Linked DNA regions of Homo sapiens: region 2 is linked to region 1. A link is a loop called in an ENCODE intact Hi-C map of the cell type or tissue named here. Cell type or tissue: PC-3. All regions are shown on one strand. Each heading gives the region's core, and the rest is flanking DNA. Links, peaks and the distances in the headings are about the cores only.

Region 1 (5,382 bases), core at 280-5,279:
CATTTAATTCTCACATCTACCACTTTTATATGCATGCTTTTCTGTACCTGTGTGATCATTTAGTTATCTATCAGGCTCTGTTCTAGGAAATACTAGACATAAAGCAGAACAGGATAGCCTAGGTCTCTGTTCTCATGAAGAAGTCAGAAAGCAACATTTCAGATAGAGAAACATGCCTTAAGGACAATAAAAACTTAAGATGTGGCAGAGAATGCTTGAGGTAGTAAGGACTCCTTTATGGGCTAGTCGAGGCAGACCTGTGCAACATAGTCATTTGTCAAACATCAATGCTTTTGATGATTACTCGTAACTTTAAATGTAAAACCTAAAGGCACATTTATATCCTCAAAAAGGCAAGCTTTTGCTTTCTATTGGAATCATAGTTTCATTTCAGATATTTCATAGGGTAGTCATGTAGTGTAAGGTGTAAAATGTTAGAACCCTGAGTCTAAATCACTGCCTGCCCATGTGCTCTTTGTGGAGGATTGTGCTTATCAGAAATATATAACTTACTGCGTTTTCAGGGCCCTCATATCAAAGTCCAAGTAAACATATAATTGACAGTATTAGAGAATTAATTTTTCTAGTGTTTAATCTCTCTATTCATAGTCTCCTATTTTTGTAAAGAAGAAAACAAAACAGCTTTCATTAAAGAAGACACAGAATAGCTCCCTAAGTGATAAATTGATTGGATGGTTGTTGGGTTTTAATAGAGAATATACATTCAACTTCACAATTATTGGTTACTGTTAAAAATAAGATCAGCACTAGCTATTTATTGAGCATCTACAATATATTCTACACTGCATTATATTCTTTATGTATATTTCATTTTATCTTTACAATTTTGTTGGACAAGAGTTGATTCATATCTCCACTTAGAAACAAGGAAAAAGGGCCGGGCGCTGTGGCTTATGCCAGTAAACACAGAACTTTGGGAGGCCGAGGCGGGCAGATCACGAGGGTCAGGAGATTGAGGCAATCCTGGCTAACACTGTGAAACCCGTCTCTACCAAAAATACAAAAAATTAGCCAGGTGTGGTGGTACGTGCCTGTTGTCCCAGCTACTTAGGTGGCTGAGGGAGGAGAATCGCTTGAACCCGGGAGGTGGAGGTTGCAGTGAGCCGAGATCGCGCCTCTGTACTCCAGCCTGGTGACACAGCTAGGCTCTGCCTCATAAAAGAAAGAAAGAAAAGAAAAGATGAGGAAAAAGAAACAAAGAGCGTAAATTGCTTTTTTCTACTTTCATCCCCCCTAACACAGAACAATTCCTCTGCTCATCTCTGGCCTTTTTTCAGTGCCTAGAGGGCTTACCACTATTGACTGCACCACCCAGAGTTTTTTTTTTTTTTTTTGCTGACTTGTTTCTGGTTGTCTAATTGGGTTTGGCCAAAGGGTGATTCCTGCAAGAGATCAGAAGAGAAGAGAAGAAAAATACCAGGGTATTTATTTTCTGCCATAGTAGTGACTGGGGTTGGTCACTCCATAACCGTAGCTCCTGTCAGTCAACACTTCTTCCAAGGCTCCTCTTCTCATCAGACTGTAACTCCCTATTTCTTCTCTCTTGCCCTAATCCTTAGGGATAGTAAAGGTTTCTTGCTGCTGCTGCTGCTGCTGCTGCTGCTGCTGGGTTCCGGAGTGCTTCATTATTCCTTGTTAATTCCCCTAACCTATCATACCTCCCTTTATTACATTATCTTTGGAATTCCATCTTTCCTATTATTCCTATTTCCTATCCATAATTTCCTATTATTTTCTTTGAGGACCCTATGGACACAGAGAGATTATGCAGTTAAATTGCACAATTAGTACATGAGAAACCTAGAATTCTAGCCTAGAATCCCCAGGCTGCCTGATTCCAAAGCTCATGCTTTTTTTTTTTTGCTTTTTTTTTTTAACTAAAAGTAAGCTGTGCTTCCCAATCCCTAAAACATTAAATGATCACCTAAATTATGGAAAGAGTTAATGACTTACCTAAAATGAGCATTATAAACTTAAAAAGTAATTTTTAAACTGGTCAGTTTTTTAGAAATGTGCCCTGTACAGATGCAGAAGCAGAAAACCAGCACAAACAGATGTAACAAAGAACGTGGGAAATTCTTTTGATGTGTTCTCAATACCAAATTTGTCCCCAATTAGAAACCTTTCTAATCATTATGGATGTTCAATGTAGTAGTTTTGTTTTAATTAAACTTTATTGGATCTGTAATCATTATAATGTAGTTTAAAGGCTTTGGCCATTTAAGACTTTAAGTATTTTATGGTTATGTCTTATGATGATCACAACACCTCTTTTCACTGCAGACATTAATATGATTGACCCTGGCTCCCATGATTTGCTTTCATCTGGGGGACACAGCTCCCATCACGGTCAATTATCTCACAGTAATTCCAGCGACAAAAGCAACTTTTTCTCAATTAAGCAATTATTTTTTAGACGGAGTCTCACTCTGTCTCCCAGGGTGGAGTGCAGTGGTGCATCTCCGCTCACTGCAAGCGCCCTTCACGCCATTCTCCTGCCTCAGCCTCCTGCGTAGCTGGGACTACAGGCGCCCGCCACCACACCCGGCTAGTTTTTCGTATTTTTTTAGTAGAGACGGGGTTTCACAGTGTTAGCCAGGATGGTCTTGATCTCCTGACCTCGTGATCCGCCCGCCTCGGCCTCAAAGTGCTAGGAATACAGGCGTGAGTCATGGCGCCTGGCCTCAATTAAACAATTTTCTAATAACCTTCTTGGACTGGAGAATATAGCATGGCACATACTAATATGGCTGCTTTTGTTGAAATTGCTGCTGTATGTGGGTAACTCATACATACTGTGAAGTTTTTCCTGAGATTGAACAATTTAAACAAATTAATATCACAAAGCCAATTTTATATTTGAGACACTTGGAGGATGAATTAAGATCGACTCCTATTCCTGGCCTCATGCTTGGTGCAGATAAGACAAACTTGCACATAAAATCCAGTTCTCCCTGCTGCTCCCCAGGCTTGCTCAGCTGAGATGCTCAGAATTCCTGCAAAGTACATATTAAGAACACTACACCCCCATGTGGTGGCAAAAATATTCCTGGGAAATCATGGATTTTATAAATCATGTTATTTGTAAATTTTCTAGTCCCTCTGAACATGTCATTAAACTTGTAAAACTGTAGACTCGTAAAAATAACTTTAAAAAATATTCTGTGCATAAAATTGTTAAAATCCGTTTGTCAAATCTAACTTTTTTCTTGGCTTAATATAGTCATATCAACTAGAGAAAAGAGAAGGAAACCATAAATTAGACAAACAGCAGGTGTCCAAAGTCTTTTTATTTACTCATCAAAATAATATTTTATGCCTTATCAAAGGTGATAGAAAAATATGATCAACTGTGAATCAGAAGACATGGTTTCTAGATGCCTTGGCCTTCTTCTTGTCAGTTATTTGGCCTTGGACATTGTTTTTAGCTTCAGCATCCTTATCTGCAAAACAAGGGCATGATTTCTATTTTAATTTGTCATTTTAAAAAATGTCAAGTATAGAGTAATATTTTGTTAAATTATGCTTTAAATCCTCTTAATTATACCATGCAATTTCCAGCTAGAAAATGTTAAACTGTACAACCAGCTAATTAAAAATTTCAGAGGCTCTGTATGCTGCATTTTGAAACACTATCTTTAAAATTATTTTTACATGCATGCTGTGTATTTTAAAACTAAAATGATATACAAACACCTATAAATTTATATTTATAGGAAATATATGTAAAGAATGGAGAGAAAGGGAGAGCAATGCCTGAGTCAGCTGTGTTCTCTTCTAAAATTTCTCTAGCTCTTTTATGTTGCTGTGTATTGGGTCTTACTCTCTTGTTCAATTTTGTACATACAGATTTTTAAAATTTTAGTCTCCACTCAACTTAGGGTAAAACCTGATCCTTTGATATCCATAATGCATTCACCCCATCAGACTAGATGGTTTGGTATTACTTGGCTCTTTTATTGATGCCCCATTTATTCTATAGAGGTATTTTGAGAATCAGACAAGATGTGAGAAAGAGCTTCTCATAAAGCATATGCAAATGGAAAGTATTATTATTAATATTCAGCTAGACACTGGTTCCAGGACATTATTTATTACTGTTACTGCTTTAAAATAGAAAAACAAATGAAAACACTTAGAGACCAAAGTTAGAAAGCAGGAGGGTGGGAATAGAACAGAGAAGGCTACTCAGGAAATAACTACCTCTTGAATATTTCCTGGACGCCTTTGGATTTAACACTTTACAGTGCCGTTTGACAAGTAAAATTGAGAAGTTTAAAAAAAAATTATGAAGAAGAAGAGAGTCTCAAAATTATCTTTCCTCTAGACGTAAGAAATTGATAGAGGATTACAAATAAAGCCTTGAGTGTGGAGAAAGACAGCAGAAAAGAAGCCTCCACTGATTGTCCTCGTAAGAGGAACACCAAATTTTAACAGCTGTCTACATACAAAAATGCACCTTCATAAGAATAAAAAATCAGGTGAGCAATCACAATACCTGGTTTTAATTTTATATTACTGAAAGAGGCACTGAAGAGGCTGGGAAAGACACCCCTCTTCCACCCCTCTTCCAACCTCCGGCAGCAGCTGCATGGTGCCAAGAGAGAATCTGTGCACTTGGGGGAGGAAGAGCACAGCAGCTGGAGGGATTTGCATTGAACTCAGTGCTGCCCAGTCCCACAGAGAAAGCATCTGGACCAGAACAGCAAGAGAGGAAGAGCCCTTCCCAGCATTTAGAATTTGAATTTCTTAGCAAGGCTCGCCACCATGAGATAAAGTGCTCTGGGATCATAAATGAACTTGAAAGGCAGTCTGGGACACAAGGACTGTAATTCTTAGGCAAGCCTTGAGGCCGTTGTGGGCCTAGAGCCAGTGGACTGGGGCAATGTGTGACCTAGTGAGACACCAGATGGGATGGCTCAGGGAGTACTTGTGCCATCCTCGCCTCCAGGCAGTGCAGCTTCTAGCAATGAAAGTGACTCCTTTCCTCTGCTTGAGAAGAGGAGAAGAGTAAAGAGGACGTTGTCTTGCATCTTGGATACCAGCTTAGGCACACTAGGATGGGGTGACAGGCAGCTAGCCCCCATACCAGGCCCGAGCTCCCAGACAACATTTCTAGACACATTCTGGGCCAGAAGGGAACCCACCTGCCTTGAAGGGAAGGATGTAGTCCTGGCAGTATATGTCACCTGATGGCTAAAGTGCCCTTGGGCCCTGAATAACCAACAGTAATAGCCAGGTAGTATGCTTTGGGCCTTAGGTTGGACTGAGATGTGCTGGCCTCAGGGACCAGCTTGGCTACAGTAGGATAGAACACCAAGCAGGCTATTGGGGTTCCTGAGTCCAGGCCAAGGCTCTTGG
Region 2 (5,382 bases), core at 265-5,264, 190 kb before region 1:
TATTTATCTGGTAATTTGTTGATTGTACTGATAGTCCATTCTTTTTTATTGCTGAGTAGCATCCCATGGTGTGGATATACTGTAGTTTAACATTCACCCATTGAAAAACATCTGGGTTGTTTCTAGTTCTGGCTATTCAGAATAAATCTACTATCAGTAGTCATATACAGGTTTCTGTGTGAATATAGGTTTTCATTTACCTGGGATAAATAACCAGGAGTGCAATTTCTGGGTTGTATGGTCATTGCATGTTTAGTTGTCAAAGAAACAGCAGCGAAACTAAAACTTTAGTTCTTCATGGAACTTTCCAGTTTTCTTTTTAGATTCTCATTAGCAATGTTAAGTGATCTAGTTTCTCTGCATTCTTTCCAGCATTTAGTGCTGTCGCTACTTCTTATTTTATGAATTTTAATAGGTATGTGGTGGTATCTCATCATGGTTTTAATTTGCATTTCTCTAAGGGCTGATGTCTTAGTCCATTCCTGCTGCTATAACAAAATGCTTTAGGCTGGATAATGTCTATATAATACACATTTATTTCTCGTAGTTTTGAAGCTGGGAATTCCAAGAGCATGGTATCAGCAGATTTGGTGTCCGATGAAGGCTCATTTTCTGTTTTATGGTGATTTGCTGCATTCTTGCATGGCAGAAAAGCAAAAAGGGGCCAAACAGACTCCCTTAAGCCCTTTTATAGGGGCACTAATCTCATTCATGAGGGCTTTGCCTTTGTGATGTAATCACCTCTAAAGGCCCTACCTCTTAATGCATTGCACTGGGGATTAAGTTTCAAAATGAATTTAAGAGGGCTACAAACATTCAAAGCATAGCAGATGATGAACGTCTTTATGTGCTGATATTTCATCATTACATTCTCTTTTTGATAAAATACCTGTTGAAGTCACTGGCCTATTTTTAAATTGGGCTTTTTCATTGCTGTTGAGTTGTGGAGTTCTTCACATATCGTGGATACAAGTCCTTTGTTGGATATATAATTCGTACTCTTGTCCTGTAGCTTTCATCTTCTTAATCGGGTCTTTCAAGGAGCAAAATTTTCTAGTTTTTAAGAAGTCTAATTTGTTAATTTTTCTTTTTATGGATTGTAATTTTGGTTTTAAGTCTAAGAATTTTTTGCCTAATGCTAGGTTTAGATGTCCAATTGCTCCAGCACCATTTGTAGAAAAGTCTTATCTTTCTTCTTTGAATTGCTTCCTTCACTGGATCGTTTTTTACCTTTGTCAAAAATCAATTATACTTATTCATGTAAGTCTATTTCTATAAGGGGTTTCCATTCTGTTCAATTAATCTATGTATCTGTCCCTGTACCAACATCACACAGTCTTGATTACTCTAGCTATGTAGTAAATCTTGAATGAACTCAGGGTAGAATGAGTCTTCCTACATTCTTTTTTCAATTTGTTTTAGATATTCTAGCTCCTTTGCCTTTCCATATAATTTAAAAAATAACCTTGTCTGTATCCACAAAGCCAAAAAGTCTTGCTGAGATTTTGATAGTAATTGTATTAAATCTTTATCAGTTTGGGGAGATGTGCTATGTTGAGTTTTCCAATCCATGGAATGGTATACCTTTCCATTTATTTAGAACTTATGGCCAGTCATGGTGGCTCATGCCTGTAATCCCGGCACTTTGGGAGGCCAAGGTGGGTGGATCGCCTGAGGTCAAGAGTTTGAGACCACCCCGGCCAACATGGTGAAACCCCATCTCTACTAAAAATATAAAAATTAGCCGGGCGTGGTGGCAGATGCCTATAATCCCAGCTACTCAGGAGGCTGAGACAGGAGAATTGCTTGAACCTGGGGGTCAGAGGTTGCAGTGAGCTGAGATTACACCACTCCACTCCAGCTTGGGCAAAAGAGCGAAACTCCATCTCAAAAAAAGAACTTCTTTTATTTATTTCATTTGTGTGTGTAGTCTTTAGAATACAAGTCCTGTATATGTTTTGTTATACTATTTCATTTTTTTGAGCAGTTGTAAATAGTGTATTTTTAATTTTTGTGTCTGCATGTTCATTGCTAATATGTGGAGTTCTAATTTTTTTTATGTTTATCTTGTATCCTCTGACCTTGCCGAACTCATTAGTTCTAGGAGTTTTTATACACTAGGATTTTCCTATGTAGAAATTGATGTCATCTACAAATAAGGAGAATTTTCTTTCTTTCTTTCTGATCTGTATTCTTTATTATTATTTTTGTTTCCATAGGTTGTTGGGGAAAAGGTGATGTCTGGTTACGTGAGTAAGTTCTGTAGTGGTGATTTGTGAGATTTTGGTGCACCCATCACCTGAGAAGTATATATTACACCCAATTTGTAATCTTTTATCCCTCACTCCCTTCCCATCCTTTCCCCACTGAGTTCTCAAAGTTCATTGTGTCATTCTTATGCCTTTGCATCCTCATAGCTTAGGTCCCACTTATGAGCGAGCATACGATGTTTGGTTTTCCATTCCTGAGTTACTTCACTTAGAAAAATAGTCTCCAATCTCATCCAGGTTGCTGCGAAAGCCATTAATTCATTTCTTTTTATGGCTGAGTAGCATTCCATCATATATGTAATATATATAATATCAGTTTCTTTAGGCACTCATTGATTTATGGGCATATACATTGGTTCCACATTTTTGCAATTGCAAATTTTGCTGCTATAAATATGCATATGCAAGTATCTTTTTCATATAACGACTTCTTTTCCTCTGGGTAGATAGCCAGTAGTGGGATCGCTGGATCAAATGGTAGTTCTGCATTTAGTTCTCCATAGTGTAGTGTTAGTTTACATTCCCACTAGAAGTGTAGAAGTGTTCCCTGTTCACTGCATCCACACCAACATCTGTTTTTATTTTTTGATTATGGCCATTCTTGCAGGAGTAAGGTGGTATCAAATTGTGTTTTTGGTGTGCATTTCCCTGATCATTAGTGACGTTGAGCATTTTTTCCTACGTTTCTTGGCCATTTTTATATCTTCTTTTGAGAATTGTCTATTCATGTTTGTTTTTTCTTGCTCATTTGTTTGAGTTCATTGTAGATTCTGGATATTAGTCCTTTGCCAGATGTATAGATTGTGAAGATTTTTCTGCCACTCTGTGAGTTATATGTTTACTCTGCTGACCATTCCTTTTGCCATGCAAAAACTCTTTGTTTAATTAAGTCCCAGCTATTTATCTTTGTTTTTATTGCATTTGCTTTTGGGTTCTTGGTCATGAAATCCTTGCATAAGCCAATGCCCAGAAGGGATTTTCCAATGTTATCATCGAGAATTTTTATAGTTTCAGGTCTCACATTTAAGTCCTTGATCCATCTTGAGTTGATTTTTCTATAAGGTGAGATATGAGGATCCAGTTTCATTCTCTTACATGTGGCTTGCCAATTATCCCAGCACTGTTTGTTGAATAGGGTGTCTTTTCCCCACTTTATGTTTTTGTTTGCTTTGTCAAAGATCAGTTGGTTGTAAGTATTTGAGTTTATTTTTGAGTTCTGTATTCTGTTCCATTCGTCTATGTGCCTATTTTTATACCAGAACCATGCTGTTTTGGTGACTATGGCCTTAAAGTATAGTTTGAAATCAGGTAATGTGATGCCTCCAGATTTGTTCTTTTTGCTTAGTCTTGCTTTGGCTATGCAGGCTCTTTTTTGCTTCCATATTAATTTTAAATTTTTTTTTCTAATTCTGTGAGGAATGATGATGTTATTTTGATGGTAATTTTGTTGAATTTGTAGATTACTTTTGACAGTATGGTCATTTGTCATTTTCACAATATTGATTCTACCTAATCATGAGCATGGGATGTGTTTCCATTTGTTGGTGTTGTCTGTGATTTCTTTCAGCAGTGTTTTGTAGTTTATCTTGCTAGAGGTCTTTCACCTCCTTGGTTAGGTATATTCCTAAGTATTTTAATTTTTCGCAGCTATTGTAAAGGGGGTTGAGTTCTTGATTTGATTCTCCACTTGGTCGCTGTTGGTGTACAGAAGTGCTACTGATATGTGTAAATTAATTTTGTGTCCAGAAACTTTGCTGAAATCTTTTATCAGTTCTAGGAGCTTTCTGGAGGAGGCCTTAAGGTTTTCTAAGTAAATAATCATATCATCAGCAAACAGCAACAGTTTGACTTCCTCTTTACTAATTTGGATGCTCTGTATTTCTTTCTCTTTTCTGATTGCTCTGGCTAGGACTTCCAGTACTGTGTTGAAGAGGAGTGATTAGAGCAGGCATCCTTGTCTTGTTCTAGTTCTCAGAGGAAATGCTTTCAACTTTTCTCCATTCAGTATTATGTTGGCCATGGGTTTGTCATAGATGGCTTTTATTACACTGAGATATGTCCCTTGTATGCTGATTTTGCTGAGAGTTTTAATTATAAAAATACGCTGAATTTTGTCAAATGCTTTTTCCGCATCTATTGAGATGATCATGTGATTTTTGTTTTTAATTCTTTTTATGTGGTGTATCACATTGGACGTAACCATCCCTGGATCCCTGGTATGAAACCCACTTGATCATGGTGGATTATCTTTTTGATGTGTTGTTGGATTCGATTAGCTAGTATTGTGTTAAGGATTTTAGCATCTATGTTCATCAGGGATATTGGTCTGTAGTCTTCTTTTTTGGTTATGTCCTTTCCTGGTTTTGGTATTAGGGTGATACTGGCTTCATAGAGGATCCCCTCTTTCTCTATCTTGTGGAATAGTGTCAATAGGGTTGGTACCAATTCTTCTTTGATTGTCTGTCAGGATTCTGCTGTGAATCCATCTGGTCCTGGAGTTTTTTAAATTACCATTTCAATCTCGCTGCTTGTTGTTTTTCTGTTCAGGGTATCTAGTTCTTCCCGATTTAAGCTAGGAAGGTTGTATGTTTCCAGGAATTTATCCATCTCTAGGTTTTCTAGTTTATGTGCCTAAAGGTGTTCGTAGGGGCCTTGAATGATCTTTTGTAACTCTGTGGTGTCAGTTGTAATATCTCTCATTTCATTTGTAATTGGGCTTATTAGGATTTTTATCTCTTCTTTTCTTGGTTAATCTTGCTAATGGTCTATCAATTTTAGTTATCTTCTCTTCATCTTTTTTTTTTTTTTTTTTTTTTTTTTTGAGACGGAGTCTTGCTCCGTTGCCCAGGCTGGAGTGCAATGGTGCAATCGTGGCACACTGCAGCCTTCGTGTCCCGGATTCAAGTGATTCTCCTGCCCCACCCTCCTGAGCAGCTGGGGTTACAGGCACCCGCCATCATGCCCTGCTAATTTTTGTATTTTTGTAGAGATCGGGTTTCATCATGTTGGCCAGGCTGGTCTTGAAATCCTGACCTCAAGTGATCCGCCCAACTTGGCCTCCCAAGTGCTGGGATTACAGGCATGAGCCACCTTGATGGGCCTATTTATCTTT

The links. Peaks named below come from ENCODE experiments on the same cell type or tissue, not always from the same donor. Only the 100,000 strongest peaks of a DNase experiment are listed, where the experiment ranks them.
Region 2: a loop joins it to region 1, with 5 times the contacts of the local background. A loop is called at or near these places in 8 of 110 quality-filtered maps.

The regions. Positions count from the first base shown.
Region 1 is chr11:84,798,613-84,803,994 of GRCh38, reverse strand. The region is part of intron 6 of DLG2 (discs large MAGUK scaffold protein 2); the gene reads left to right. It overlaps LOC124902727 (a long non-coding RNA gene), which reads right to left. Exons shown (of 4, transcript NR_189147.1): 4 at 3,292-3,464. Among named protein-coding and RNA genes, the nearest start is that of DLG2, 830 kb to the left of the region's middle. In PC-3, for the core only: a CTCF peak has its summit at 3,046; a DNase peak (open chromatin) is centred at 3,024.
Region 2 is chr11:84,985,701-84,991,082 of GRCh38, reverse strand. The region is part of intron 6 of DLG2 (discs large MAGUK scaffold protein 2); the gene reads left to right. Among named protein-coding and RNA genes, the nearest start is that of DLG2, 640 kb to the left of the region's middle. In PC-3, for the core only: no CTCF peak of the experiment used is centred there; a DNase peak (open chromatin) is centred at 3,192; H3K27ac peaks cover 1,165 bases.